Linked DNA regions of Homo sapiens: region 1 is linked to region 2. The links are chromatin loops, found by intact Hi-C in ENCODE. Cell type or tissue: GM12878. All regions are shown on one strand. Links, peaks and the distances in the headings refer to the core of each region. The heading gives the core; the rest is flanking DNA. Region 1 overlaps EEPD1 (endonuclease/exonuclease/phosphatase family domain containing 1). Region 2 holds the start of LOC124901615 (a long non-coding RNA gene).

Region 1 (15,730 bases), core at 5,183-13,182, 560 kb after region 2:
GTATTTTGTATTTTTAGTAGAGACAGAGTTTCACCATGTTGGTCAGGCTGGGCTCAAACTCCTGACCTCGTGATCCACCCGCTTCGCCCTTCCAAAGTATTGGGATTACAGGTGTGAGCCACTGCGCCCGAACCACCTTTATTATTTTTATTTCCGAGTCAGCACCAGATGAATTATGGAATATTCTTTTCAGAAAGAGGGAGGAGCCAAAGTAGGAGAAAAAAAGTCCAAAGGTCCACAAGCAACATATCGGTTGGTTTCAAGCCTTAGAACCCCTTGTCACTGCAGAGTCACCTGATCCACGGCCGACCCAAGATACAACACAGCTCAAGGGTGTAGCCAAAGTAGTCTTTCTTTTAGGACTTGGCATTTCTAAATGCCAGCACCTTGTACATCTCGTAGATTGGAGTTTAAATATCTGACTTTCAGAGGCATTTGAACCAGAGTGACTCCATCTTGAATAGGGGCTGGGTAACCTACTGAGGCTGAGACCTACTGAGCTGCATACCCAGGTGGTTAGACATTCTAAGTCACAGGATGAGGTAGGAGGTCAGCACAAGATACAGGTCATAAAGACCTTGCTGATAAAACAGGTTTCAGTAAAGAAGCCGGCCAAAACCCACCAAAACCAAGATGGCAATGAAAGTGCCATCTCTGGTCGTCTTCACTGCTCTTTTTACACTAATTATAATGCATTAGCATGCTAAAAGACCCAATTTTACCCAATTTGGTCTGATGCTGGAGAAACAAATCGAGCTCATTGGTAGCTCTTATAACTGATTCTGGGAAACTGGGATCCCTAGGAGAGATTCCACTGAGTCATTCATTCAACAAATGCCCATTGCGTACCTACTGTGTGCCATAGTGTGACGGGCTCAGTATATTGCCTCATTCATTACCTCACAAGGTTATCTGTTAACAGCCACAAGTCAGAGGCTTTTGACGTACAGGGTCCCGGGAGAGCCAAAATAGTATTTGTTTGTTTGGAATAATAAAAGCTGTCTTCCCAGGCCACAGGAATTAAAACTAGGAGTGCTAAATCAGCAATTGTCTAGCCTTGCCTGAGCTTCTCAAACTGTACTTTAGAATTGCTTGGGGGAACTTGTTAGAAGTACAAACCTTGGCCAGAACCTCAAAGAACCAGACTCAGGCAATCCAGGATGGGGTCCACCAATCCAAGGTTTTAAAAACAAGAACCAGATGGGGATAGGTGATGAGTTAGCCACTGGGGATTCAGAAACCCGAGAGGGTGGGGTGGCAGTAGTTGGGCTTTGCAGGCCAGACTGGTCTGGGACACTTTGTGATGAACACAAACCTTCCCTCTTCCATTTTGACCTTTCTGCCCTGGTGGGCTGCTTTTACGTAAGAGTATTATTTCTTCCTTTTGTAGGCAAAGCAAAAAGTGTGAGAACCAGCTGCTCTAAATAAAACAATTGAAGGTGGAGTTCAGATTGAGAGCTCTCAGTGGCTGCTTTTGTTTTCCTTTGAAAGTTTTGGGAGAAAGGAGCCAAAGATTCAGTAGAGGGGGCCAGCCCCAACCCTTTTGAATCTGCCCTGCCTCCCCTGTTCCACCTGTCGAGGCCAGGAAGTAGAGCAGCAGGAACCAGCCCTGGGTTCAGACCCTCCCGCTAACTGTGTAACCTTGAATTTGAACTTGAGCTTGGGCTTAACCTTTCTGTGCAGCACTGTACTCATGAATCACTGGTAGCAGTTACCTCCTGTGGGCTGTGCCAGGAATAATAAAGACGGTGCGTGCAATGGCATCTGCCTTGGTACAGGTCAACAGGAAGGCTCTAAACCAGGATTCTCCAGCTTGAGAAGCTCGTAGCTCAACTGGGGTCTTGAGAAAATGATGCCGATTCTCGTGCAGCAGGTCTAGGGTGGGCCTGTGAGTTTGCATTTCTGGCAGGCTCCCAAGTGAGGTTGATGTTGCTGGTCCATGGACCACACTTTGAGTAGCAAGCGTCTGAAAGGTGCTCACCTCCTTAGGTTTTCTGTGAATAGTTAGTGCAGATAGCTAAGTTAACAATTCTTTTTTCAGTCCTAAAAATAGAAGAAAATACTTACTCCTTCCTTAACTCTGGTCATGAAAATTAGGACATAGAATGCTTGTAGCCATAAACACTTATCTCCCTCGTCGCTCAAGTTATTAACTATCCCTAATAACGTAAATACTGAAGAAGAAGGCAGAGCGAGGGGTCGGTGATCTGCTCTGTGGGCTGAGAGAGGTTATTAAAGGACAGGGCTTCAAGCATACAGAATAAAGATGGCCCTTAAGGGTCAGGGATTCTGCTTCCTTAGGGCTCCTAGAGCTTACCTGTGAGTGAAAAGTTTTTAAATATTAATAGAAAGCAAAGAAAAATGAGAATGTCTTTTCTTCATCCATGAAATCAACTTGAACCTATCAGAGTCATCTAGAGGGGCTGTTAAAATGCAGACTTCTAGGCCCCGCCCCTGAGAATCTTTAGTTAAGTAGGTCAGGGGTAGAGCCTGAGAATTTGCATTTTGAACACATTCCCAGGTGACACTGGTGCTCACACTGTGACCAGCTCAAAAGACCACCAGCCACGAGCATGGGAATCAGTGCTGTCAGCCTGGGCCACCTCTTCAGACTTCCGACCCCTCCCATCAAAATGGTGTTGCCAGGGAGGGGTTTTTCTAAGCCAGGGTGGGGTTTGGGTATGAATGGGAGATACAATTGTCCTCAGGTATCTGAAGGTCCTCCTGGGGGTTAGGAGAGATTAGATTTCTGGAAAAGGAGAACAATCCTGGTGGCACCGCTGCAGACAGGGAGTCACAGCACCTTGGTGTGTTCCTTCTCCACCCCCAGGGCTGGGCCTCTCTGATCTACCTGGTTGGCTGATCCCTTGGTGGGGGGGCGGTGGGGGGGGCGCTTCTTAAAAATAGAGCTTTCCAGGGTGCATCCCAGGAGATTCTGATGAGCAACCAGGTTTGGGACCCCCTGCGAGGAAAACAGTGAAGCACCAGCTGGGCACTGGAGAGCTGCTCTGTTTTTAATGATTCTTGGATGCAGCACTAATGATCACTCAGCAAGCGAATGATTCCCTGGCAGGAAATGGGACCCTTTGTGAAGTACATTTCCTTGCAGGATCCCTAAAGTTACAGTCGATAAATTCTGGCTGCATCTTCCAAAGTGTTTTATTTCCCATCTGAGGATGGCTTCCAGCCAGGAGCATCTGGCCAGGGGGACTTATCCAGGGTAAAACCCCACCCTCTCCGCCTTCCCCACTCCCTCGCCCCTGTCAGCAGTGACTCTCTCCACAGCCACTCTGCTCTGGGCTGTGTTGAAAGTAGAACCTATAAAAGTCATGGTTGAGCAAATTCCAGAGAGAATGCTTCCCAGACAAACTCAGCAGCAGAGAACATATCTGTATGCAAAGAGTCAGGTTACAATGGAGGCAACTACTTGGATAATAGCCTAAGGAGAAATTCCCACCACCCCGACTCCCCCGCATCCCCGACCCCCTTCCCTGCCCCTGCTTTGTTTGTCATGCTGTCATGCACAGATTTGAAGACTGCAGTCTTGCCTTGAGTTTTCTGCTTCACCAGCAGATGTTTCAGAGCATCACTGGGTGCTGTGCTCTGTGCCAGGTAGGGGTTTATAAAGGAGGCTCAGGTACAGTCCCTGCCCTGTGGAGTCCACTGCTGGAGAAAGATAGATGCTTACATGACTAACTGTAAAAGCAGCGTCACTCCTAGAATAGCCCATTTCTAAAGTAGACCTCCCAGCACTCTCCCTCCCCTTGCCTGGTTTCATCTTCCCCACAGCGCTTGTCCCTCTAGAAATGACTAGCTCAGTACTCAGTAATGAAGTACTGGTGCTTCATCTTCCCTCTTACAAATAAAGCAATGTGAGGGGAAAGACCAGACCTTTAGACCCTGGCCTCTCCCAACCATTGTATGTGGGCTGCCCAGGGGGCATGAGAGTGGCTTTCTGCAGCAGAGGCGTTGGGAGGCTCTGCTGAGAGGGTGGCTGCTCACACACCGCCAGGATCTGGGGCAGAGGCTGAGGGAGGACCTGGGCGGCCACAGCAGCTCTCAAACCCAAGCGTGCATCAGAATCTTCCAGTGGGTTTGTTCAGGCACAGATTGCTGGGCCCACTTCAGAGCTGCTGATCCAGTAGGTCTAGGATTTCTAGCACGTTCTCAGGTGATTCTGTGGCTACTGGTCCCTAGACCACACTTTGAGGACCGCAGAGAGGTGCATCAGCATGGCCATGACAGTGAACTTAGTGAATAGCTGCAGGGTGGGTCCAGTGACGGACTTCTTAGAAGCTATGCCAGTGACCCCCGTGAGAGAAGACAGGACTCTGAAACAGGCTCCAGCAGTGGGGCTGGAGAACAGAAAGGAAGCACCCAAGACACATGCGACAGTGGAATCAGTGCGCTGGTGGGAGGCGAGGAAGGAGTTCGAGCAGCGGGAAGGATGGAAGTGCTTTGGACCAAGATGGGCACTGGGTGGAGGAAGGAATAATGTGTTCCCTTTGGGACCTGCTGCTGTGAGGGGCTAAGGAGACCTCCAGGTGGAGATGCTAAGGAGGCAGTGGGAAATGCTTTTAAAACTCAGGAGAGCAGCTGGCGACGGGTACAGATGCTGGGGTCTTCTGGATAGGGGTGTAAGCTGCCTCAGTGGGGCTGAATGAGAGTCCTTAAGCGGAGAGAGTGGTGATGTGCTTGGAAGCCAAGAGGCTCTCACTCGTAGGGGTGGTTAGAGAAATAAACAAGTGGAGTGCTCCAAGGCTTGTGAAGGACAAGGGGGCATGACCCCAAGAGAAGGGGTTGTGTTTGAGGCATGAGTTAGAGGAGCTGGTCTCCATATTTTGAAGTGGATAGTTGTTCCACTCCTCATCCTACTGTGTGCAATTTTATTTTGCCTCAGTGACAGTCACTTTACAGCCATATTGGTGCAACATGCATTAGCAAAAGAAGTGCATGCCGCGTGCACGTGTGTGGGTGCAGCAGCAGCTCTCCGCAGCAAGAGGTAAACAAGACAAGCACTACGGTGGTTCAAGTTGAAGCTGGAGGTCATTTTTTGCCCCTGTAAGCTGAGCCCTGAAGAAGAAAGTCACCATGTATCCATCTTGTTACCTTTTTGGATTTGACGCTGATCCAGATCCTCCTGGGACCTTCAATCCGCTGCTTTTACAAGGATGAAAAGGATTCTGATGACTTTTTTTGAACTGTTTGGGCAGGAATGCTACAGAGAGAATCAATTTCTGTGAACTGAGAGTCCCCAGGTGATAATTTGGTGTTTCACACACAGGCAGTTTTCTTTTTAATGTGTGGTGCTTGTTTAGTCATCTGGCTCTTGCAAACCCTAGTGTTTGAAAAACAGGGATGTAGTTCAGCAGTGTCTGAATAAGGCTGATGACTCAGAATCATGCAGTGCCTGGCTTCTCAGGCCGCCGCCAGCCGGGACTGCTTTAGGCGCGAACCCACGCTTCTGACCTGTGCTCTGTCTTTGCAGTTCTGCACGGAGCTAAACCAGCCGACCCTGCCCAACATCCGCAAGTGGAAGGGGCCCCGGGGATGCTGGAAGGCTGTTGTTGCTGAGAAGCCCTCGAGTCAGCTCCAGAAGGTACCCTCGTCTGCAAAGCCTGGCCTTTCCCTTCATTTAATTTATACATACTTTTCCCCTAATCAAGGGCATTTAAAAATTTCCTTTGCCAATATCCCCGGTTCAATTTTGTATTTCTGCCCAATTTTTAAATCCTTGCCATTCATTTCCAAATGCCCTGGTTTTCGGTTCACGTTTAGATTGGGAATGGACTCCTGCCAAGAAGGAAATGAGAGCTTAGGGTGTTGGGAGGAGAGGAGGGGAGAAAGGCAACAAATGGGTATTTCTGTCCTTTGTCCTTCTAATCCCTTCGCCACAGTTCTGTCTTCTGCCAAGTTTGTGCAGAGCTCATTACTCGTTGACTGAAAATTTCAGATTCACCTTAGTTCACACATGAAGTATTTGCTTCTAGTGGTAGAAATTATGCACATAATTTCAACATAGAAATGTTCTATTGAAATGTTCAGCAGATTTTGGTTTTGAATTTTCTTTCATCAGTATCACCCATATGAGCAGGTAAGGGTAAATCTCTGTAAATACACGTTTTCCCTCATATTATTATTCAAGGCCAGATTTATTCACCTTGCAATGCTTAACATCAATGGAGTTTTAGATTTTTAAACAGACTCCTGATAATAACCAGGAGTTGAAAATGTATTATTACATAATTTTCCTATAAATGCAGATTTTTAAATCCCTAGTATACCTAACATGCTTACAAACACATGTGATTTATACTTAATATGATTATGTTTATAATGTAGGCTCTTAAATCATAAATGTATACTGGATTAAAAGTGGCCATTTTTTGACAGTAAGCCCCTACTCTCTTTTTAGCTACTACTTAAAGAGGTACATGTAAATCTTCTGTCTCTGGGTTTTATGTTTGGGGGTGTAAATGGCTCCTGCAGCTGACAGTGAGTCAGCACACATTCAGAGAAGGCTGGAGATAAAGCTGAATTTGAATGCATCTAGTTCAGGGTTCTCCCTTCCAGTCCACGTGGAAATAATAAGAATAATACCACCTTCCTTTTTTGATCGCACTTTACATGTATGTAGGTGTCTGAGCTTCACAAGCCTTTTATAGTCCATTCAGCACTGCATTCATTCAACAAATCATTAATGAAAGGTGGCTATGTACCAGGCATATTGTTTCATGCCAGGTACACACTGGTGAGAAAAACTCCATGCCTGCATGTTTTCACTCTTTGCAAGACACAGTGGGGATCCCGGCTGGAGCCTGACCTGGCCCCTCCCGCAGGGAGTGCACAGCCTGTTGGAGAGCAAGACAGGTAACCCCATTCCAGGTCAGGGTGTCAAGGCCATTGGAAAACAACATGAGGTTGCAGGGAGACCCGAGTTCCATCCACCAAAACCTCTCGGCCTCAATTCCTTCATCTGTAAAATGGGAGCGATAGCCCTTTCTTAGCTCACCTATAGGGTGGCTATAGGATTTTAAAAGATACTATGCATTGGAATGCATCATGAACGTAGCGCAGGCCAGGGCCAGGCGGAACGGGCATGAGGTGGCAGGCTGGCCGCCTGCAGTGGACTGAGAGAGCTCATGCCTGGCTCTGGCTGCTGCTGGGTCCATGTCTACCCAGTTGTTACCCTGCAGTATTGTGGGCCCAATGTGGCCAAACCTCCCAGTTTCATTTTAATGGGAAATTTCCTGAATTTTAAAGATGAACAGATAATCCAAAAAAATTTAAACACTATGTGAATCAAACAGAATATATCTGCAGGTTGAAAATGTTCAATCTCTGTCCCTAGACAAACATAAGAAAGTGGGCCATTTCTCCGATGCCTGAAATTCTGCCCCAGGCATCTTCTCCCCAGCTCCCTAGGGCTTACACGATAGCCAGAGGGGTGGTTTCCAGCTGTGAAGGTGAAGACCTAGTAAGATGAAATGATTTGCCCACAAGCCACCCTTTTGCAATGTGAGGTGCTCGGACCTGAGCCCAGTTCACTCTCTCTGTCTGGAAACCCTGTTCCTCCGGCTGCTGTTCTGGAGGAGAGGGGAGCGCCTAGGTCAGGGGCATTGGGAAAGGCTCCCAGGAGGGGCAAGAAACCAGCGGTGGAAGGAGCAGCACGCAGGGAAGTGGGGGTGGGGAAAACAGTGCTGAGCAGGTGAGGGAGGCAGAGGAAGGAGTAGGCCCCACCGCAGAGGCTTCCCCTCCAGGGCCATCGGGGAGCCCCTGAAGGCTTTTGGGCGGAAGATGACTCGAGTGATGCTTTAGGTAAGTTACTCTGGCACCATGACTTGGGAAATGGCAGATGGAGAGATAATCCTCCAAAGCCAGCAGGGCAGTCATACCTCCCTCCAAACCAGAGGAAGCTGAGGTTTAGAAAAACTGAGTGGGTCGCCCAGGGTCCCGCGGCTAAGTGACTCAGGTGGGACTGAGGCCCAGGTCTTCTCGTTCTCAAACCAGCACACTCTCCAGGGGGTGGGCAAGGAGATAATTTCAAATATAGAAGTGCACAGCATACAATACATTCATTCCCTCCCTCCCTCCTCCTAAAAACACGCATGTTCAGACAAGGCATGTGGCTTAGACCAGAGCTGACCTTGGGGACTTTGTGGTGGCTGCTCAGGAGGGTGGTTGTGCAGAGTCACTTCCCCTCCTTTTGCAATGGGGAAGAGTGGTGATGAGCACTGCTGGCCTCTCAAATGACATGCAGATGGCTCCCAGGCAGCGGGTGCTGAGGAAGCATTCTCATGGACAGCAGAGGCTGTGGTGGGGTAGAAAGGAGAAGTGTGTCTTCTTCCACAAGCCCCCAGTGGCGGCGGCAGCAGCGCAAAGCAGGCATATTCAGAGCAGCAGGGTTTAACACTAGGCACTAGGACTCTGCCCCACCGCCAGCCCTGGCACCTCTGACCTAAGCTTCACACCTCTGCCATGGCCCCATCCACCTGCGGAGGGCCCTCGAGCAGCCCCAAGCCATTAGGTCAACTGCGACCTCCACTCACCCAGAAAACACTGAGTGGGCTCTTACTAGGTGCCAGGCACCATTTTTGTAAGCTGCAGCTAATCAGTAAGCAAAACCCATCCCTTGGAGTTATATGTTTTAGTCTCAGCATTGTGATCAGCTGTGGGATTTCAGGAAAGTCACTTAACCTCTTTGAGCAGCAGTGTCCTCATCTGGGAAATGGAAGCATGAATTGCTACCTCATGGGATGTGATGATTCTGAAGATATCTCTGTGCCTAGCCGGGGCTTCACCCACCTCCCCCCAAAGACAGAAGAGCCCAGGCCACCCTGTCTGTATGGAAAGCTCTGAAATTGGCAATATGTGAAATTATTTGGGCTGGGGAAGGGCAAGGGAGAGTGGCTGTGGCTTTCGTGGTGTGCTTTTGGTTTAGAAACAGCTTGAGCCAGAGTAGGGCCTACTGCCTCTCGGTCTCTCTGGCCTCTCTGCCTCCTTTCCCCAGGTGGCGCTAGGGCTCTGGCACCAAGACTCTGTCTCCCTCTCCGCTGCAGGGAGCTGGGTATGCAGGATTCCTATGGGACGCGGCTGCCGGCATGGAGCTGAGAGACGCGGGTTCACAGGAGAGCTCGCCAAGCAACGGGCACGGGAAGCTGGCGGGCCCCAGCCCATACCTCGGGAGGTTCAAGGTACCCGCTCCACGCCGTCTGTGACGTGGAATCTGCTTCTTTCTAAAAAGGAAAGAAAAGGGCTCATTTTGTAATAGCATGAGTAAGAGAAGTCTCGTCTTTTTGCCTTGATTTCAGCCTCTCATGATTGGAGATTTTTGTCTCTCCTGGGGCTTCCTTGGCAGGTGAACTTGTCCAGGGCAGGAATGAAAGGGATTTTGAGACAGCCCCAGTAACTCTGGCATCTGAGCAGGAGAGGGGGGAAGGAGGGAGATTTGGTATAGCTCCTAAACCTGACCCTCATTAGAGTCTCCTGGGGAGATTTTCCTACAGTCAGGGATTCCTAGACCCCACCTCAGACATACAGAATTTGGGGGATTATCCGGATGGCCTACTTTCCAAAAGCCCCTTCAGTGATCCTTCACCTTCCTGGCACTGGTTCACAAGGCCAGGTGTTAGGGAATGGCTGGATTCAAGGGCAGCAGAACTGGCCTGAGGAGCCCCTTCTTATCGGCTGCATCTCAGGCCCGATTCCTTTATTACCAGGGAGAAAGGCCTCTCAAGGGGTGGTTTGGGTTTGGAGGGGATTCAGGAGGAGCTCTGGGCTGTGGGCCAGGGGCAGTCCTGTCACTGGCATCGCCCATGTGGGAATCTCTGTCCCCCCAGCATCTGGGAGCAGCTCAGCAGATTGATCGAGCGCAGTCTCTCTGGTTCTCCCCGGATGCCCTTGGGAAGTGTTAATGAACCGCAAAATGGTCAGCAGCTGGACAGCAGAAGCCAAAGCAGGTCATGAAGTTGGCAGTCAGTGAGCCTTATCCCCGTGGTCCTTGACCATGAGCTCACAGGCCAGGCAAGCAGGTCCGGTGCCTTGGAGCTCAGCAAGCGTATCCCCTCCTGGGCATGGAGACCCCCTGCTTTCTGTGTGCTCCAGAGCAGTTCTTGAACCTGACAGTCACCTCAAACCCCAGCCCAGGGAGTATCTGCCAGCTGAGGGTTGGGAGCAGCCCCTGTGTTGAGGCTACAAGGCCCTGTGCCACCTTGCACACTGTGAGTTGATGAGGGTGGGTGTGTGCTCACCCTGGGGGTATCTGTCACACCCAGCAGCCCCTCTCATTCCTCTGTCTGTGATATTGATGGGGCTCTGTCTGCACATGTACACCTGGGGGTGTCCATGGGTTGTATCTGTGGTACTGACGTGTAAGTCAGCCAGGTATCACCTTTAAGCCTCCTAACACCACCCTGGGCCCTTTTTTTATGTCAAGTTCCTGTTCCAGTGTTGGCCACCTGGGGTTATGGCCATGTAACCCTATGGGTGATACTGATAATCCAGTATTACCACAACGCAGGCTGTTTTTAAGGGTATAATGAGAAAATGCTGGTTAGCCCAAATCCTCTAAATAAAGCAGCCCCCTAAACAGGCACTTGGCCTCTTGTACTTCATGTCACATTATAGGCCTGGCAGTTGGTGCAGTACAGAGATGGGGCTCATCTCCTCAGGCACTGTGCCCCCCACCCAGCCTTAAGATGCTTTCTCTAGCAGGCAGAGCTGCAGCTGCAGAGCTCTTGGTCCTGGTTGCTGGCAAACTGGGACCACATCCGTAAGATAAGACGGGCACCCTCCACTTCCTGGGGGCTTCCCCTATACCCCTTCCCTTCCTGGCAGTGTTGATGTTGGTTGCCATGACAAATGGAAGGGCAAGATTGCTAAGCCCTGAGCAGCTGAGCAGTGCTGTGATGCCCAGAGACAAACTCTGACCCTGTGTTTCTGCACTTGCCCTTGGGGATGCAGGGCTAGGGCATGTCCTAGGCTGGCCAGGTTCTGTAAGCTTTTGGTTTGGACACGTTTGAAATTAGGTTAAAGTCAGCATCTGGCTATAGTGGGCTCCAGAGAGAAAAGAACACAGAGGAGCGTGTGTGGGAGGTGTAGGGAGGAGGAGGAGGCACATCCCAGCGGTGGGTCCTGGCAGGAGACCTCAGGCTGGCCCTCTGGAGAAAAGCCCCAAGTCTATAATAACAACCAGCTGTCAGAGTCACCTCCTTTGATTGATTGATTGAAATGGGGTCTCACTATGTTGGCCAAGCTGGTCTCAAATTGCCTCAAGTGATCCTCCCACCTCAGCCTTCCAAAGTGCTTGGGGTTGTGGCCGGGTACGTAGCTCATGCCTATAATCCCAGAACTTTGGGAGGCTGAGGCAGGAGGATCACTTGAGGGCAGGAGGATCACTTGAGGTCAGGAGCTTGAGACCAGCCTGGACAACATGGTGAAGTCTCTACTAAAAATAAAAAAATTAGCTGGGCATGGTGGCACACACCTATAATCCCAGCTACTTGGGAGGCTGAGGCAGGAGAATCACTTGAACCCGGGAGGCAGAGGTTACAGTGAGCTGAGATCATGCCACTCCACCCCAGCCTGGGTGACAGAGTGAGACTCCTTCTCAAAAAAAAAAAAAAAAAAAAAAAAAAAGTGCTGGAGTTACAGGCATAAGCCACCATGCCTGGCCTTCCACCTCCTTCTTATATAGGACTGCTTAGAAAGAAAGAAAAAAACTCAAACATTTACAGATATGCAGATATGCCCAATCTTTTAGGCTCTAAGTGAGGAGTAGGCGGTGGGATGTTAGGGGTGGACTGGTAGAACAAAATAGGCCTTGTTCCTGCAGGTGCCTTGGAAAAATCGAAGATGAAAGACCTTACATTATTTCCTGGGGGTGTGAGCCAGCCTTGTTCTTGTTTACCATTGTCAACTCTGTGCACAAAGCTATTTATGAGTCGGTTGTAACGGATACAGGAAATATGAGCTTCTGAGCCTCTCCCTGTTGCTTTGTTTCCTGCTGCCTAGGTGGGAAGTCACGACCTGACCCTTGTTAACCTTCACCTGGCAGCCCTGACCCTCCTGGGGAGCGAGAATCCCAGCAAGAATCACAGTGATGGCCACCGGTTGGCGAGCTTTGCACAGACCCTACAGGAAACCCTGAAAGGTAGGACATTGTCTTTTGCTGTGACTCGGCCACTGTTTTGCAGAGCAGCAGGGCTGCCTCTTCTGAGCCATCTCTGACCACTTGGGCTGGCTGTTTGTCAGCAATGTGAGTCGCGGGTACAGGGGACAGTCAAACCTCTGGCATCTCATGGAGCCCAGCTGACCCTGCACGGCCACATCTGTGCCTCTGTGGACCTAGCATATGCGTTCCAAGCTGTCAGCTCTGTGGCTTTTTAGCCTCATTTAGATAGAAAGGATTAGGGGGGAAGAATATAAGTGATGATGCCCTTCCCCGAAGACAGCTCATCCTGGGACCAGCTGCCTCGGGCATCACTCCGGTGGTGCCGCCTGCAGATTTGCATGTGCTCTTCCTGTGAAAGAGAGACGGGGGTGACAAGGGGAAGTGGTAAATTGCTGATGATTGGTGAATTGAGTTTTTCTCTCTGGCGGGATACAGAGCATGTTGAAGAAGCCCTGAACCTGTCAGAAATGCTGGATTTTAATCTTGTAGGACCTCAGGCAAGCCACCAAACCACTTCAGGCCCCCATCTGATGGGGGACAGTACTCATCTCATAGCAGTACCCAGAGGGCTAAGTAACAGTGTCTGCAGCAATACCAAGCACATAGTAGGGACTTCATGTACACGAGTTGACTCTAAAACATGAGAAGAATTAAGAGAACACTGAAAAGAGCAGAATTCTAGCTAGGCACGGTAGCTCATGCCTGTAATCTCAGCACTTTGGGAGGCCAAGGCGGGAGGATCACTTGAGCCCAGGAGTTCAAGAGCAGCTTGGGCAACATAGTGAGACCCTGTCTCTACAAAGAACGAAAAAAATTAGCCGGGCATGGTGGTACACACCAGTAGTCCCAGATATTCAGGAGGTTGAGGAGGGAGAATCACTTGAGCCCAGGAAGTCGAGGCTGCAGTGAGCTTTGATCGCACCACTGTACTCCAGTCTGGGCAACACAGCAAGACCCCATCTCTTAAAAAAAAAAAAAAAAGGAGCTGAACTCCAGGACAAAGGGGGGCTATGCCCCAACTAATATAGATGGTTTTCTGCACTTGGTTTACCAAAAGAAAAGGTTGACAAGGCTGTGAAGACTGTGATCTTATCCATCTGGCTTGATTTTTCAGAACACTGACCTTGTCTAGGTGAGTTTGTAGTTGGAGGCTTGGAATTCTCTTCTATCTTTTGAGTCTGGACCAATATTCTCTAGCTTTCTAAGACTTCCTCGTTAAACTGGCCCCTCAAATTGGGAGATTCATGAAGATTTTACTACAAAAATATTTCAGTCAAACTGTAGGCTCACATTTCAAAAGATGTATGTATGTATATATGTATATATGTATTTGAATTTGCATTTCTAACAAAAAAGATTTTTTACTGTGGTAAAATATATGTAACATAAAATTTACCATTTTAATCATTTTACATATTCAAGTCAGTGCTACTAATGTATTGACATTGTTGTACAAACATTACCACCATCCGTCTCCAGAACCTTTTCATCTTTCCAAACTGAAGCTCGGTACCCATTCAACGATATCTCCCCATGCGCCCCTCCCTGCAGCCCTTGGCAACCAGCATTCTACCTTCTGTCTCTGTGATTGTGACTACTCTAGGTGCCCCAAATAAGTAGAATGATAATATTTGTCCTTTTGTGTCTGGCTTGTTTCACTTAGTATAATGTCTTCAAGGTTCATCCATGTTGTAGCATGTGTCAGAATTTCCTCACTTTTTTGTGTGTGTGTGTCGCCCAGGCTGGAGTGCAGAGGCACGATCTCGGCTCACTGCAAGCTCCGCCTCCCGGGTTCACGCCATTCTCCTGCCTCAGCCTCCCGAGTAGCTGGGACTATAGGCGCCCGCCACCGCGCCTGGCTAATTTTTTGTATTTTTAGTAGAGACGGGGTTTCACCGTGTTAGCCAGGATGGTCTCAATCTCCTGACCTCGTGATCTGCCCGCCTCGGCCTCCCAAAGTGCTGGGATTACAGGCGTGAGCCACAGCGCCTGGCCAGAATTTCCTCACTTTTTGAGGCTAAGTAATATCCCACTGTGCATCCATCCACCATAGTTTGTTGCTTATCCATTCATCTTCTGATAGACACTTGGGTAGCTTCCACCTTTGTCCTGTTGTGACAACGCTGCTGTGAAGATTGATGTGCAGCAGCTTTTCTTTTGAACCAGGACATGCCGTGACCAACGTTCTACTTTAAGGATGAGTCCTCAGGCTAAAAACAGTCAGAAGATGCTCTATCCAAGAAGCAACTGTGTGGGAAATTGTCCACCTATAGTTAGACTCTGATCTGTAAAATGGACAACTTGATAGCTTGTCACATCTGTGGACATTACTATTGTTCTTGATCTCAAACTTTTTGTGGAAGCAGAAAGGAAAGATGCCAGCTCATAACTTCTTTGACAGCCTTAGGCAGTCACCATCCCCCCACCCCACCCCTGGTATCCAGGGAGTAGTCAGGATTTTGGCAGAAAACCTTGGGCAGGTTATGTTCCAAATTGCCAAGGTACTATTGACCCACAGCCTGGCTTGGCCTTGACTCATCCAAGTAGGGACAATGACTCATGCTGCCTGTGTCCCCTGCTTGTAACTAGTACCCAATTAATTATTAACTGGTGACACTCCAGACCCAGGGGTTCAGGAAGCAATTCAGCCTGCCCAGGTCTAACAAGGGTAGACAAGTCAGCAGAGGGGTTCAGCTAAAGCAAAGACAAAGCCTTCATTCCACAGCTTCTATCAGAGCAAACAGAACCGATGTGGTTAGCAAGCTCCGGGCCTTTCTGCCTTTGTCTGGAACGTGCATGCAGGCTGACGTCAGTGGGGATATGCCAGTCCCCTAGTGGAACCTTCTTCCCTCAGACCTCACCAGGACTTGGGGACAGGGTCTCCCTCTGTGAACTGAGCAAGAGTGAAACAGGGTGTGTAGTAACTCTTGACATCTTGGCAGATGGTCCCTCAGTGGGGACTGGTTCCTGTAGTTGTCATTGGCGTTTTATAAATCTAGAGACTCTCTGAGGAAGTCAGCCCAAAACGTTCTCCCCTCACTGCTGGGAATCAAGGGAGCGACAAAGGAGCCCAGCCCAGGTGGGTGGCTTTTTAGGAAGATAACTCAGGCTCCTGCGCATCTACCTGTGGATTCTCAGAAGCAACAACTGCCTTGATGTCATCACCGACGCGGATTCAATCGGAAGAACATGAGTTGTAAGAAATCCGATGTGCTCATTCAAAAAGGGAACCGTTGTCACTCCTGAAGCTACACAGAGCTGGCTCTATTGACCCTTGACACCAGCGTCTCTCCTGGCTTTAGAATTGTCTTTTTCAGCCCAGACCTTTGCAGGCCTGCATCCCAACGAAAACCTCCCTCATTATATGGGAACTTTGTTTTCTTTGATATTCAATGAATGTAGCATCTTTCTCTTTGTTCCTTTCCAAATCAAACTGCACCCTAATTCTGGGACATTTGTGGTTCCGCTTGTCTGTTGCTCACATATTTATTGAGTGCCTGCTGATGCACTTGGTGTCGCAGTGGACAGCAGCCACTTCCGTGTGGTCTTCCATCCTAG
Region 2 (15,730 bases), core at 3,257-11,256:
CAGAGAGGTTTTACCAAAGTAAGGGCAGAATGTGTATACCGTCTTTCAGGGATTCAAGAAATGTAGGCAACAATGTCTATTATTAGCCCTCCTCTCCTTCCATGAGCAAAACCCAAATTACTTGTTTTTAATTGGCACAAAAGCACATTCAATCATTACATTATCAGACATTGTTCATGTACCTATCATATGCCAGGCTGTGTGCTAAGAGCTGGGGATCTGAAGATGAATAAAATGTACCCTGCCACAATCAGGATTGGCAACAACTGACCTAGGTGGCTCACCTGCATTGTCTGGATAACAAGCCAATTGGCACCTGAGGCCCCCAACCTTATCCCCACAGGAGGGGTTCGTCCAAACTGCTCATGAGACCAGTTTCTCCCTTCCACAGACCCCAGTGCCTTCAGGTGCTGAAAGTTGACTTTCCCAGGCAACTCAGAGAGCTGGTGTCTAACCCCACACTGATGTTACTCAATAAGTCTGATTACCCTCCCACCCACTAGGTTGTTCTCACTCTTGCCCTATAAGAAGGAGAGCAGCAAGGGGACAAGGAATGCCCACCGATGGTGTGTCCAATAGATAACTTTGGCCCATCTCTTATCTTTATTTGTTAATTCTTGCTTTGTAACTTTCCCCCAATAGAGCCCATGAGATTTCATGGAAATCATCACAAAATAACAAACCTTTTTGCGTGACAGGTGATGAGCACAAAAGGATCCATCTTATACAGTGCTTGCCAGCTTCCATAATACTACTCACCACGATGTTGAAATCACCTGTTCCAGAACCAGTCCTGTCCTTTGACAAGAAGGATTTAATTATCAGTAGTGGTGGGGACTGGCTGGAGAGAGGAAAAACACTTCAAGGACTCTGCCACCTTTCGTAGATGGAGAGTGCAAAGTTTGTACCATGGAACTCCTTCTCTAACAGTTACTCTGTGGCAGTGCCTATTTCAAACCTCCCTTAACTTCTGATTGTATAGATGTTTGTTTCATTTGTTCATCTGTTTGTTCACTTAGTCAGAGATGTTTTAAGCCTTAAGAGAAATAGTGGACTAGAAAATGCCTTGGAAAAGTACAAAGTTCAATCCAAGTAAACTGTTTTTAAACTAGGAATTTATGAAGCCTAAAATATAAAATGTATATACATGGATATGCTCTGAAGTGAGGTAGAGGGGTAGAAATCAACATTGTGATATTGTACTATAGTTTTGCAAGATGTTACCATTGGGGGAAAATGTTTGAAGGGTATACGGGATATCTCTGCCTTATTTCTTACAACTGCATGTGAATCTACAGTTATCTCAAAATAAAAATTTAATTAACAATTGATTACAATTAACAGCATTAATTTCTTATCCTGTCATTTTCCTTCTCCTGAAATTGCAGAATAGCCAAACAGAAACCTACCCATGACCACCATCTGAGATTCTTTGGTGCCCGTATTAGTGGACATAGGCAGGTGTATCAGGAGGCATCCAGTCACGCATACTGGAAGATACTGACTCAACTGATTTAAGCAAAGGAAAATACAGTGTATTATATAATGAGACATCTTGAGTAGGGTAGTCCTAGGGTCAGTTGATTCAGCAGCTTGATTGATAATCAAGGGCCCAAATTCTTTCCCACTTTCTACCCTGCCATCCTCAGCCTATCAGTTTCGTCCTCCAGCTGGCTTAAAGGTAGTTGCAAGGTGGCTGCTATCATGCCATGCAAAATGCAAATGCAAAAAGTATGCAGATACAAAAAGTATCTCTTTTCATAAGTCTCATTTTAAGGGCAAGGAAAAACCTGCAGGCCTTTCTGCCACTCTCTTGACCCACTTACTTAACTGTGGAACAAGTCACAAACACCTGTTTAAGTGGATCACTTGGCCAGGAGGGAGAGATTGCCATTATCCTTAGATGGAGGAGAATGGGGGTGGGGGTTGTTATGCCTGAACATAATCAGTGCTCTGCCAGTGAGTAAGAGCAGAGATGGGGTGATTAATAGGCAACCCCTCACCAAGGAGCCATTGTAAAGCTTCAGGCCAGTTCAGAAGGTGATGAAGATGGAAAGCCTCCAAAGCAACCAGAACAACCAGAAGGAACACGCTTTTACAGCTTGCTTCTGATTCCACACCGCGAGGACAATGGGTCCAGCATGCCACACTGATCCAGGAACTTAGAACTAAGTAAGAAGCAAGGGAGAGAGGCTGCTATAGCTGAAACCCAGAGAATGAACTTTCTCCCAGGAGGTTGCAAGGGCTGCCCTTGTAAAAGATCCTGTCCTGGGTTTAAAGGTTAGCAAATTTTCTGTTTTGTTTTGCTTTGACTGCATGAGGGTTGAGTTAAAGTGAAATAATATTTAAGACTTATTTTTTAAATAAGATATTTTATGTTTTTATTTTTGTTTTTTTTTTTTTTTTTGGTTGGTAGAGACAGGGTCTCACTGTGTTGCCCAGGCTGGTTTTGAACACCTGGGCTTCTAATCCTCCTGCCTCAGCCTCCCAAAGTGCTAGCATCACAGGCATGTGCCACCACACCCAACCCCTTAAAAGTCTTTTTACAAATGAGAACATGAACAATTGCCTTTCAGATTATTTCCTGGTCATCAAAGATTTCTTTCTTTATTTACATAAAGGGGACAGGGGTCAGTCTGTGTATTGGAAGATGTGCCCATATTTGGTCACATATTGGAAGAGTACAAAATTGCCCAAATAAGGGATATTTATTGCCTTCCTGACTGCAGACTCAAGGAGGCAGGAACTTTGACATTTTCTCCAATGCCTATCTGTATCCACATTGCCTGTAACATAGTATATGCTCAATAAATATTGATTGAACTAATTAAAAAATGTCATTCTCTACTCCCAAACTATAAAAACCTGGAAGGGTATATTCTTGCTGGATGGGAGCCTGAAGAAGACAGGAAGGGAGCTAAAGATATCTCTCTTAGTCATTCTCTGTGTCCGACATATGCCCACATGTATAGTCCTAAATGCCACTGTCTCTCAGTTGGTTTCTATCAGGACCTAAGCCCTGTGGAGACAGCAGCTTGCAGAGTCTCTAGCCCAGGGAAGCAAGAGGTGGGCCAGATGGAATCCCCCAGCTCAGGGAAGGTCTTACCTATCCATGCATTTGAGGAAGGAGGAAGTGGGACAGTCATTCACCAGTCTAAATCTTACTGCTAAAACTAGACCGAGTGCTACATCTCCAAATCTGGAGGGCCAGGATATCTGTCACACAGGCAGGCCAAAAATTGTTCTTCCCAGGGTGGGGACAGTGGAAGCCATATAAACACTTGCCAATTAGTTCATCTACATTTTAAAAAGGTGCAGAAAATTCTTGTTCCTTTCCGCTGGAGGAACTTTACAAATGACCTTGACAAAAACCCCTCAAAACCTATAGAACCAAATTTTATTATAACGCTCTTTTTATTCCCTTGCTTCTATTTCCTCCTTTCTCTTCTTTTTCTATTTCTTTTCCTTTCTCTTTCTTTACATTTCTCCCTCTTTCTTCCTGCTTGTCCAGCTTTTCTTCCTCTTCCCCCTTTAAGGTGATACTTTGGGACTGAAAGTATATTTTAATATTTATCTAAAGCAGTTGTTTCTTTGTCCATGGTTCCCTGACCCTTCACAGAAAATAATTCTTCCATCCTAAATTGACTTTTATGATAGTTATCTAAAGATTTAAGGATCCAAATATGTACAAGTCAAATACAATAAAAGGAAAAAAATCATTTAAAGACTAACATTTAAGCATTTTAGCCTCTACTATTTTAAAATTAGAGTTCAACTCGATGCCATTTATATTTGAACTCCTAAAATTACAACCATCATCTGCATTTTACAGGCTTCCCCTATCTATGCAGACATTTCCTGTTCTGTCTTCTCTTTCCCCAGAGACCCATTACAACTTGCTTATCGTTGGGTAGAGGTTATATCCAGGGAAGAGGGAACCGAGGAGAAGTGGAGGAAAGGAGGAAGGCATGAGATGTTGGCCCTAACCTAGATTGGTATGTTTACTCTCATCCGACTGGGTTGACTTTAGAATGAAAATGTTTTCCCACTTAATTAATTTAAAATTAGTTATTCAAATATGTTTTTCAAAACTCAGTACAATTATGTATATCACACTTGTGCAAAACATCACCAATTCTCAAACCCCAGATCTACAGATCTGAGGTCAGCAATTCCAGCTAACACTTATATAGTGCTTCCCATGTGCCAGACACTGTGCAAAGCGTTTCATGTGTATTGACTCATTTCATCCTTCAACAGCCCTGCAAGGCAGGTATTAGTCAGCTTGGGCTGCCATAACAAAACACCATGGACTAGGTGGCTTAAACAACGAACATTTATTTTCTTACAGTTCCAGAGACTGGAAGTTCAAGACCAAGGTATAGCAGAGCTGGTGTCTGGTGAGGGCTCTCCTCGTAGGTGGCAGACAGCTGCCTTCTCACTGTGTGCTCACCTGGCCTTTCCTCTGTGTTCCTCAGAGTGAGTGAGCTCTCTGGTGTCTCTTCTTATGAAGATACTAATTTATGGGATCAGGGCTCCATCTTTAACACCTCATTCAACCTTAATTACTTTCTTAGAGCCACCATATCCATATCCAAATACAGCTACATTGGGGGTTAGGGGTTCAACATATGCATTTTGGGGGACACAAACATTCAGTCCACAATGGTAGGTAATATTGTACTCCCTATTTCTCAGGTTAGGAAACTGAGGCCACACTGATTGAGTAATTTGCCCAATGTCACACAAATAATAAGTGTCAATACTGGGACTTGAACGCCAGCATCCATACTTTTAACCACTATGCTGTGCTCTCTCTCATCATGAGTCATGACGATGATCACGTTAGATTGTGTTAGATGATGTTAGATCATGAGTCATGATCTAACATCTAGCAACCCATCAACATCATCAACATCTAACAAATCCAATCCTTTGAACCTATTATAGAATCATCAGAGCTTTACCACGCTTTTTAGAAAAAATTTCCCTACAAGAATACAGTCTCTCACTATTATTATTATATTAGAGATAGATTTCTATATTATCAAATTTAGAGCAAATAACTTATATTTGCTATCAACTAGCTCTTAAAATGATTATATCTTGATTACTCTAGTAAACAAACATCATCTATTTCTCTCTACATTTAAACTATTAAAACTCAACAATAAGAAAACAACTCATTTGAACAGTGGGCAAAAGATCTTGACAAGACATGTCATCAAAGAAGATATGCAGATAGCAAATAAGCATATGAAAAGATGCTTCACATCATATGTCATCAGGAAAATGCCAATTAAAACAACAGTGAGATACCACTACACAAACCTATAGGAATGGCCAAAATCCAGAATATGACAACCCCAGATGCTGCCAAGGGTGAGGAGCAACAGGAATTCTCATTCATTGCTGGTGGGAATGCAAAATGGTACAGCCACTTTGGGAAACATGTTGGCAGTTACTTATGAAACTAAGTTTCTATATCATAACACAAGTAGATATAAATATAACCAGTGGTAGGGTTTTTTTAGAGGCTGTATTATTTTTTAAGAATTTAAAGCTTTAAACCCAAATTTCTACTCAGAAAGATGAGCATTGTAATTTGATGAGATTACCCTTAGAATTCTTGCCAGTCAATGACTGCTTTTACACCAACTTACAGATTGTGCTGTGTTCAAATACATACTGAGGGGAATCTGATGAACTGACTGGCAACAGTCTTCAAATTCTTAAAGGTGAGGGGAAGAGTGCATCAGGTAAGAGCAAAGCTCCCGGAATCGGGATATCCAGGTCTGAATCTTGACTCTGCTGTGTCCTTGAGTGAGCTACTCAACTTGTCTACACCTCAGTTTCTTCATTCGTAAAATGAAGCTATGGTAGCTTCTACCTTATATGACGATTGACTGATAGGCTCCATGTTGAGTGTAAATTAAATAGTGCCTGGATAAGTACTCACTAAAGAATCGTGTTTTTTTTTTATTGTAAATTTCCAAAGAGAATGTTTTATACTTTTTAAAAAGTGTTTTTATTCCCCAATGCCCCTAACAGGAAATGACACCATCATTGTTACATGAGAAAATGATAAATGTTTTGAGAGGTCAATGTTCCACCCCAACTCATTCTCAGTGTTACTATTTTCACCAGGAAACAGTAGAAGTGACACAGGAGGTGGCCAGGGAAGTGCTGGGTAGACAAGGGTGGGGTTCCTGGCGAGGGCTCCACCCTCAGGCTTGTGCCCATGGACCTAAGTAAGAACAGGCACCCGTGTTTTCATGCCCAAATGTTGCATTTTCCAAGACCACTCTGGCCTGCCACACCCCCATCCTGTGCCCATAAAAACCCTGAGACCCTAGCGGGCGTGGACACAAGCAGTTGGACGTTGAGAGGAGCAGAGGAGCAGAAGAGCGCACCGACAGACACCAGCAGACAACAGCAGGCCATTGAGGCAAGACGATGCAGAAAATTCGGTCGGGGCAGTCAGAGGAGAGTCCAGCCGCTGGACAGCCTGACTCCAGGGGAAGACCGCCTTCCCACTCCATCCCCCTTCTGGCTCCCCATCCACCTTGCTGAGAGCAACCTCCACCACACAATAAAACCTTGCACCGATCTTCCAAGCCTACATGTTATCCGATTCTTTCCGGTACGCTAGGGCAAGAACTGAGGATACAGAGGCCCTCTGTCCTTGTCATACGGCAGAGGGTCTAATTGAGCTGGTTAACACAAGTTGCCTGCAGACGGCAAAACTGAAAGAGCACACTGTAACACATGCCCACTGGGGCTTCAGGAGCTGTAAATACTCAACCCTAGGCACTGCTGTGAGGTCGGAGCTCCATGGGTACCTTTTAACCACAAGTTTCAGCATTTCTTTTCAAGGAGAACTTATGTCTGGAAATATGGATGGAAGATGAACCGAGGACTCGTCTTTAACACCGCATGCTACTCTACTAAAGACTGAGAAAAATGTCAGTTGTCCGGAGCTCCCCACGACCTGTCTGCATGCTCCCCCTAGGGGTTTGAGCAGTGGGACACTGAACATGCGAGCCGCACATCTGTCGCATGTCCTGCCAGGGAGATAAGGAAACTTTCTGTTTCAGAAGTTCTACTTTGAGGCAAAACCAGGCCTCACATGGGCAAGAACATTGCTAGACCTCAGGCCTTGCTCTTAAACAGCAGCTGCGTACCCCAGCCCTGCACGGGAAGTGGGGAGGAGCTCTTGCTTCTTCCCACAACAAACAGGTTCTCACCTGTGCAGCTCCTGTGAATTACATGACATCAATGTGTATGTAGGTTCTTTTTTTATTTTTTTTTTATTTTTACTATTTTTATTTTTATTTTTTGAGATGGAGTCTTGCTCTTTCACCCAGGCCGGACTGCAGTGGCGCTATCTCGGCTCACTGCAAGCTCCGCCTCCCGGGTTCATGCCATTCTCCTGCCTCAGCCTCCTGAGTAGCTGGGATTACAGGCGCCTGCCACCACGCCCGGCTAATTTTTTGTATTTTTAGTAGAGATGGGTTTTCACCGTGTTAGTCAAGATGGTCTCGATCTCCTGACCTCGTGATCTGCCCGCCTCGGCCTCCCAAAGTGCTGGGATTACAGGCGTGAGCCACCGCACCCGGCCAATGTGTATGTAGGTTCTATCTTTTAGGGAAAGACACTGTAATGTGGAGCATTTCTCTTCAGAATCTACTTAAAACCAGATATTTCAGTTATTAGAGTGAATTAAAACTATTAAGTAGCACATAAAATATATTTTGACCAGTCAAACCTAATTGTAGACTGTTAGTGTAGACACCCATCAGCACACCTACACTCTCACAGACACAAGAGTATCTGTTTGTCTCTGTTGATATGGTTGGGAAGTTTTGCTTTGTGACCTGGGGAGTAGAACCAAGTGTTGCTGAGAGAGCTAAGAACCAAGAGGAGGAGGTTGGAAGGATGGTATGGATTCTCTTCCTTCCTAGCTCTTTGGATTTGGTTTTAGACCCCAATGGTTAGATGCATAAGAGCCAGAAAGCAGGGAAACTGTCCACAAAAAACCCTTTATGGTTCTCAGTTCCAAGCATCATTGCTTCAGCTCCCAGGTGACAAAGTGTAGCTCAGTGCTGAGATGAGAGGCCATTTTCCCTGCTTGTGCATAAAACCCCCTCTGCTTTGACAACCTGAGGACTGGCTGGGCTGGCAGGCCACTACAAGATGCATGGCACTAGCTTCCTCTTCTTAGGTGAGAGTCACCTGGGGTATGGACAGTGGGTCCGGCACTGGGGGAAGCACAGCAACCGCCCTAACAGACTCCTCCCAGAATCTCACACACTTCCAATGGACCAGCTTTCCCTCACCCCCACCAGGCAGCACAGGGCAGGACTGTGTTTTGAGCTTAATCAGCACTGCTTTCATGATGGGCTGTGACAACACTGAGGATTTCCATGTGGCCCTGCAGAAAGCAGACCTGGAGGAACCAGAGCAGGAGAGAAAGGACCAGGTGGATCCATGCGGTTATGGCAGCTGGTTTATAAACACGAATGACACACCCCATTGGAGACGCCCAGAAATAGCTGGAGGACACTGAGGTCAAGCTAAGAGTATGTTGTTACCTTTGTAATTTGGACATCAAAAGGAAATGTAACCTGATTTTATATGGTCTGGAGAGACCTGGACATGCTGTAATTAAACTATAATTGCAATTAATGGGCTACTTTGTGAGTAACCTAATCTCATGAAAAAAATGGGTGGCTTACAATAAAATAAGGAGATTGGTGACTTATAATAAAATAAGGGGATGACAGCCATAGCTGAAACATCTATAAATTTGGAAAACCAAGACTCAAGCAAAAAACATTTGAATTGAATTATGCAAAAAAGAGGAAAAATACAAGCTCTGGAAGAATGAAGCCTGCGCCATGGGTACCTTTTAACCACAAGGTTCAGCATTTCTTTTCAAGGAGAACTTATGGCTGGAAATATGGATGGAAGCTGAACAAAGGACTTGTCTTGAACATTGCACACTACTATACTAAAGACTGAGAAAAATGTCAGTTGTTCCTATCAAAGGATGAGGGGGTTGATGGACATCAGCACCTTTGGCATCATTGTTGATTCCAGAGTGTCCTTAGTTTTTGAGCCACCTCCAAGCAGCCTTGTCAATCACTGCAAGATGCATGCCACTGGCTTCCCCCTCTCAGGCGAGAGCCACCTGGGGTACAGACAGTGGGTCCAGCACTGTGGGAGGCATGGCGACAGCCCTCACAGACTCCTCCCATAATTTACACACACTTCCAATAGACTGGCGACCCCCACACCCCCACCAGGTTCCAATGAGAAACACTTTCTAAAGAACTCTCTCTTGTTAGAACAGCTTCCCTGAGCACAGGAACCAGGGAAGCAATCAGCATCAGCTCAGCTTGACTGTCCCCTACTGCCTGTGCATGTCCCTCCAGTAACTAAGCTGTTTTTACTCAACTTTTGGGTGTTAGCTGGTGAGTCATGGCCTCAAGGGAGCCTACACTGACTAGACTAGGCCTGGTGTTGCCCTCTTTACTTCTTCATAATGAGTAAAGGTTGACACAAATTGTGTATTTAATTATTGCAGATAACACAGAGAGGGATCATGCCCATATTGATAGCCCTTCAAGGCCTAGCATAGTGCCTGGAACATGGTAAATAGTAACATTTATGAATGTCAGCATCTCTGCAGAGCTTTCCCTACATGGATTACAGCTTAGGCTAAAGCACTTGATATATTGCCCACTCCTGCTGTTAATATTTTTAACTAGTTATTTTTCATATTATATAAGCAACATGTGAATACAAGTTCATTGTAAAAAAAATCAAACTCATATAAAAGCTATAGTCTTTTATATGTAAATGATGCCACAATAAAGCTACTTTTTAAAAAGCCGCGATCCTCCTTCACAACTCCACACCAGCCCAGTCCCATTCCTTTCCCAGACACACACTCCACTCTTAACAGTTTCATGTGTAAACTTCTAGATCTTCTTCTGTGTGTTTTCATACATGTACATATCTTCATACATTATGTGCTTTCATACATGTATATTCAGATGAATACTCATATATTTGTGTTTTTGCACATATATACATTGTGCACATACATTCAGAGTGTTTTAGTCAGAGTGCAATCAGAAGGCAGAGCAGTGCTAGATATGACATTGCAAGCAGAGGGAATTTAACAGAGATGGTGGGGGAGTTCAGTGGCCACAGAACAGCAGGAAGCCACTATCAACCCTGGAGCTGGAGGGACAGAGGGAGGAAGCAGAGTTACCAGAGCCCAGGAGCTTGGGTCAACTGGAAGAATCTGGGACCATGGCAGCACTTCCAGCTAAATCTGGAGCAGTAGAGGAAGAGGCTATCTGACAGTAGGTGGAGACATGGACGAAACCTATCAGACACCATGTGAAGCAGGGAGAAAGGGAGACATAACCTGTCTTCTTCCCTCCTCTCATTCTCCAGTGTCTGTCACTGGCTCTCCTTAGCCAGTCTGGAAATGAGCCTGGAAAATGTAGTTCCCAAGGATACAAAGCCCAGATAGAGGATGGTCTGGAATGGATCTGAGAGCAAGCAGACAAAAGGCCAGCACATGAAGTTGAAAATAAAACACATAAATAGCATCATGGTATATGTAATGTTCTAAATTTATCACTTACCATTTTTACAGAGATAAAATCTGGTTAAAATGGCCATTGAGAGCAGGCTTGATCCACAGAATGAAAGGTACAGCAGGAGAGCACAGAGGCAGACAGCAAGGAAAGACATGCTACAGAAGGGCAGCCCAGGGGCTGGGGTGGGTGCAGGTCTTGTTCCTTGGGAACCAGGCCTGATCTGCTCTGCAGAGTGGGAGGAGGGCAGGAGTATGAGATGACCATTGCCCAGCAGTAGTATCAAAGACTCAGAGAGTTTACAGCCTGAAGGAAACTTAGGTCTCCCATTTCAACTCATGACTTCTACAGAATAAGGAACTGAAAAGCAGAAAGTGATGGGCCCGGCAACCCAAAGTATCTCAGCTAGTTTTTTTTTTTTTTGTCATTTTTGGTTTTTTGGGGCATGGTGGAGGAGGTGTTAGGGGACAGTTTAGCACCAATGCCTCCTCTTCCTGCTGTGAGTCACCGAGCAGCCTAGCAGAAAAGCTGTGAGGAGAAATGAGAAGCTCTAGAGGCAATCAAGCTCATCTGTCCTGCTGGGGGGCCAGTGTTAGACACCTGACATGTCTTAAAAGCGGAGTCACCAAAGGACATCTTTTTCTTAGAAACTCCCCTAGCCTCCAGAGTCTGGTTTTAAACTGTCTGTGGCATAATCTCAGAGCCTCCAGCAGGTCTCAGGGACTGTGCTAGATACAAAGATGAATGAGATAAGATAATGAACAAGAGACATATTTCCAGGAGCTCTGAGCCTCACAGGGAATCAGAAGTGAATAAAAGGGAGCATGATGCAATGTGATAAATATAATACCTATGGCACAGAAGAGGAGTTGATAATTGCTGGGGGAAGCAAGAGCAGGGAGCTGGGAAAAGAAAGCTTCACAAAGGTAACCGCAGGGAAAGTGTTGAAGGAGGAATAGGAGCTTTTCAGAACACTAACCCCAATGTTAATAACTGAATTAGACCAACCTTCCCCAAAGACCACTATTATTCCTCAAGGATTTACACAGAAACTGTTCTTATCCCATTTACCTCTTATTACATAATGGGAACCCCCCACCCACCCACACACACACACACATATTTGAAAGTATATGATAGATGAAATGAGTTCACTGCCCCATCAACCATGATCGGCAGGGCCAGATTAAGATCTTCAGAGACTCTGGGCACTGCAAAGTTGATGGTGCTTCCATACGTAATTTAATGTAGGAAACAATGCCATCATGCACATGCCTGTAAAGAAGTCCAGCAAAGTTCTGGTTTTTCCTACAATGACACATTTTAGATGTTTTTCAAAATATCAAATAGCCAACATCACCCATGTAATGGTACTGGGATTCTTTTGGTGCCCCTGCTCTGCCAGTGCCCATGCCTGCTTATGGGTGACCCTGCACTGATGAGGCAGCCCCTTCCCACGCCAGAAACCCCAGGTGGGGTTGGCCTCATAAGTTCATATTCCTATTCTTAACCAAATGGACTTAAAGTTGTTCTTTCACTTCCCCATATATCACATGCATTATGACTTTGTTCTTTATCCCTTTCTGTCAACAAACACTCAACCTGCAACCCACGAAGGCCGTCTGAAGGTCTAGTGGTCTGGTTAACCATAAAGAAAGACTGGTGTGAGAAATGCTATTTTCTTATACTAAGCTCAGCTGCTTGTAGCAAGAGGAAGACCATGTGACAGTGAGGTGTTTATGAGCACAGGCTTTAAAAACAGCCATGGTTTAGCCGGGCGCAGTGGTTCATGCATGTAATCCCAGCACTTTGGGAGGCTGAGGTGGGCAGATCATGAGGTCAGGAGCTCGAGTCCAGCCTGACCAACATGGTGAAATCCCATCTCTACTAAAAAAAATACAAAAATTAGCCAGGCATGGTGGCACACGCCTGTAATCCCAGTTACTCAGGAGGCTGAGGCAGGAGAATCGCTTGAAACCTGAGAGGCAGAGATTGCAGTGAGCCAAGATCGCGCCACTGCACTCTAGCCTGGGAGACAGAGCAAAACTCCATCAGAAAAAAAAAAAGAAAAAAGAAAAAACAGCCATGGCTGGGTTCAACATTTGCTCTTTCACTTAACCATACGATCTTGGGCAAGTTACTTTACACCTGTAAATCCAAATTTTATCATCTATAAAATGTGCTTAATAATAGCACCAGCCGGGCGTGGTGGCTCGCGCCTGTAATCTCAGCACTTTGGGAGGCCGAGGCAGGTAGATCACCTGAGGTCAGGAGTTCGAGATCAGCCTGGCCAACATGGTGAAAACTCATCTCTACTAAAAATACAAAAATTAGCCGGGGGTGGTGGCGGGCACCTGTAATCCCAGCTACTCGGGAGGCTGAAGCAGGAGAATAGCTGAACCCAGGAGGCAGAGGTTGCAGTGAGCCAAGATTGCGCCACTGCGCTCTAGTCTGGGTGACAAGAGCAAAACTCTGTCTCAAAAAAAAAAAAAAAAAAAACAGCACCTACCTCCTTACCTCATGAAGTAATTTGTTGAACAAATATTTAGTATACTCTTACTATGTGCCAGGCACTATCCTTGAACAGGGGATACAGCAGTGAGCAAACAAAATCTTTGCCCTAGAGCTTACATTCCAGAGGAAAAAGATAGACAAAAAAAAAAATAGATATCATGTATATATTTAATTATATATAATTATATATCATGTTACAAGGAAAGAGCTAGGCAGCATTGGGGAGAGCTTTCATTTTAGATGGAGTGACCAAGAGCCTGAGTGATAAGGTGACTCTATGGACATGAAAGTGACAGGTAGGCACCAGGGGGACAGCCTTCCAGGCAGGGGGAACAGTCTGCACAGAGGCCCTGAGGCAGAAGCAAGCCTGAATGTTTGAGGAACAGTGAGTATGGCTGGAGTCAACCGAAGGTGGAGCACAGTGGAGGAAAATGAGGTCAGAGAGTAGGAGACTGAAGGGTTTTGAGCACAAGGGTGGCACGGCATGACACGTGTTTTAATAGAATCTCTCTGGCTGCTGGGTTGAGAATACACTTAAGGAGGGTAAGGGTGGAGACAAGGAAACCAATTAAGAAACGACTACCATGATCCAGGTGAGAGATGATGCATGTGATGTCCTTACCTTAGCACCTGACATGAAACCAACTCTGGATAAGGATTCTCATTAGTGTCCTATTGTGACCCGAATCCACACATGCATAGCTGGCAAAGGAAGATCTCAGATTTGTTTTCTTTTCTGCATCTTTCTCAACCATCCATCTACTACCATCATCATCATTTTCCCTAATCTTCTTAAACCCCATCCTTAATATTCTTCCCCCTTTCTTCTCTCTCTGCCTCCTTCTCATTCTGTTATCTTCCTTTTATTACTATAATGTTTTTTCTGGGCACAGTTTTGAAGATTTGTTTTGAATCTTGAAGAGAGAGCAGCAAGCCTTTTGGCCTATGGATTCTAAGAGTCACATTCCAACAGGTGATATCAAAAGGACAAGGAAGCAGGGAGGGGTGACTTGCACGGAAGGTGCCCAGTGAGATGTCTCTGCCATGGAGATTGTGCTGATGCCACAAGCAAAGCGTTTGTACCCCTCTCATCCACAAGAGAAGTCCCTCCGGGTATTTCAGATGATACCTGAAAGGATGATAAGGCAGGGAATCAGAGGCTGACACCGCTATTGGATGGACTGGGGGAGTGAAGACCAAAAGGTCATTTTCAGGAAAAAAATAAATTAGGAAGTACAGGGATAAGACAGAAGCCACCACCAATAACTCCACACCTACAGCTCCAAAGCATGTGATTCAGAAGGATCCTTGTTGATATTGGCCATCACCTTGTGTCACAATACCAGGTGAGTTGTCACAGTGGAAAGCAGGGGTATTCCCAGAAGCCATTCTGACAATGGGACTAGTAGAAATGACTTAACTATACACAGAATTGTCTATGAATCACATAAATGTATCCCACAAAAGTCAAACTAAATATGTCCCCAACTCAACTTCCCCTTGGCCAGAGCCCCAGGATACCCTTGGCCACTCTAATCCCCCACAAGATGACAAAAGGAAAGTCAGAGGCCTCAAGTAATTGTGATTTAAAATCCCTTTTGCCAATTTTACAAAAACCATCTGACCCAGTGTACACATTGCCTGGGCCTGGGAAGGGGTTCTGCAAGGGAGAACTTCAGAAACTTAACCTCCTGGAAAATCAGCTTTTGCCTAGAACAGAAGTAATTTACCTTCATGCCCAGAGAACTGATTCTATTATAGGAAGGGGATTTATTAGCCATTGTTTGTAGCAATAATGTTTTATTCAGCTTAGAACTTGCTAATAATATTACTAGATGATTAATTAATACAGTTTGAATTACTAGATAAGGAGCCACTTTTTGTAACATTTACACTCTGACTTCTGATTCACTCCCTTTTAAATCAGTCAGTCCCAAACTCATTCATTCGACAAAAATTTATTGAGGGCATACTTTCTGCAGGCACTGTGCTAAACTCAAATGGTGGGGAAAGTAAACACAGACCCTGCCTCCATGGGACCCTCAGGGGAGGAGACACATAAACAAATAATCAGACAAGTATATAGCCACTGGGCTAGACAGGAAAAGTTCAGGGTCCTGTGAGAGTAGGACAGGGGGTCCTAACCTAGTGGGGGTGACAGGAAAGACTGAGATCTGAAGGATTCATTCTTTCAACAATTATTTTTGAATGCCTACCTCTTGTCCAAACAGTGCTAAGGCCTGGAATAAGGTAAGCAAAAGCTGCAGAGTTCCTGTCTTCTGTCTTCCTAGAACTGGAGGAGACATTGTCAGATAATCCGATTGCATCTGTCTGTAAATTACAACCTAATAATGGCCTCCATGAAGGGGGATGCAGGGGCATATGTGAGGATATGTAAGGAGGGTTGGCGCAGCAGGGACAGGCTTTCTAAAGGGGGCCACAGGGTTCTGAGAGCCAGAGACAGAGTTAAATGGATGGGTAAGAAGGGGGGAAGGCATCTGGGAGTATTCCAAGCAAAAGGAACGGTGAGCAAGGGCCCGGGAGTGGGAGAGAGCACGTAGGAGGGAGAAAAAGACAAAAAGAGCCCTGTGTGGCTGGGG

The links. A loop is a pair of places that touch in the nucleus more often than their neighbours do. Peaks named below come from ENCODE experiments on the same cell type or tissue, not always from the same donor. Only the 100,000 strongest peaks of a DNase experiment are listed, where the experiment ranks them.
Region 1: a loop joins it to region 2, with 2.7 times the contacts of the local background. A loop is called at or near these places in 3 of 110 quality-filtered maps.

Annotation. Positions count from the first base shown.
Region 1 is chr7:36,275,627-36,291,356 of GRCh38, forward strand. EEPD1 (endonuclease/exonuclease/phosphatase family domain containing 1) reads left to right here. Exons shown (of 8, transcript NM_030636.3): 4 at 5,489-5,599; 5 at 9,060-9,194; 6 at 12,013-12,151. Among named protein-coding and RNA genes, the nearest start is that of MATCAP2, 84 kb to the right of the region's middle. RefSeq lists an enhancer at 5,458-6,119. In GM12878, for the core only: no CTCF peak of the experiment used is centred there; DNase peaks (open chromatin) are centred at 8,223 and 12,536.
Region 2 is chr7:35,718,372-35,734,101 of GRCh38, forward strand. LINC03013 (long intergenic non-protein coding RNA 3013) reads left to right here. Exons shown (of 2, transcript NR_108083.1): 2 at 699-1,341. LOC124901615 (a long non-coding RNA gene) reads right to left here and starts at 15,338. Exons shown (of 2, transcript XR_007060286.1): 1 at 14,368-15,338; 2 at 13,591-14,259. RefSeq lists enhancers at 10,312-10,461, 10,912-11,011, 11,922-12,171. In GM12878, for the core only: CTCF peaks have their summits at 7,008, 9,416 and 10,404 (motif pointing right); DNase peaks (open chromatin) are centred at 7,010, 9,472 and 11,060; H3K4me3 peaks cover 1,484 bases; H3K27ac peaks cover 6,236 bases.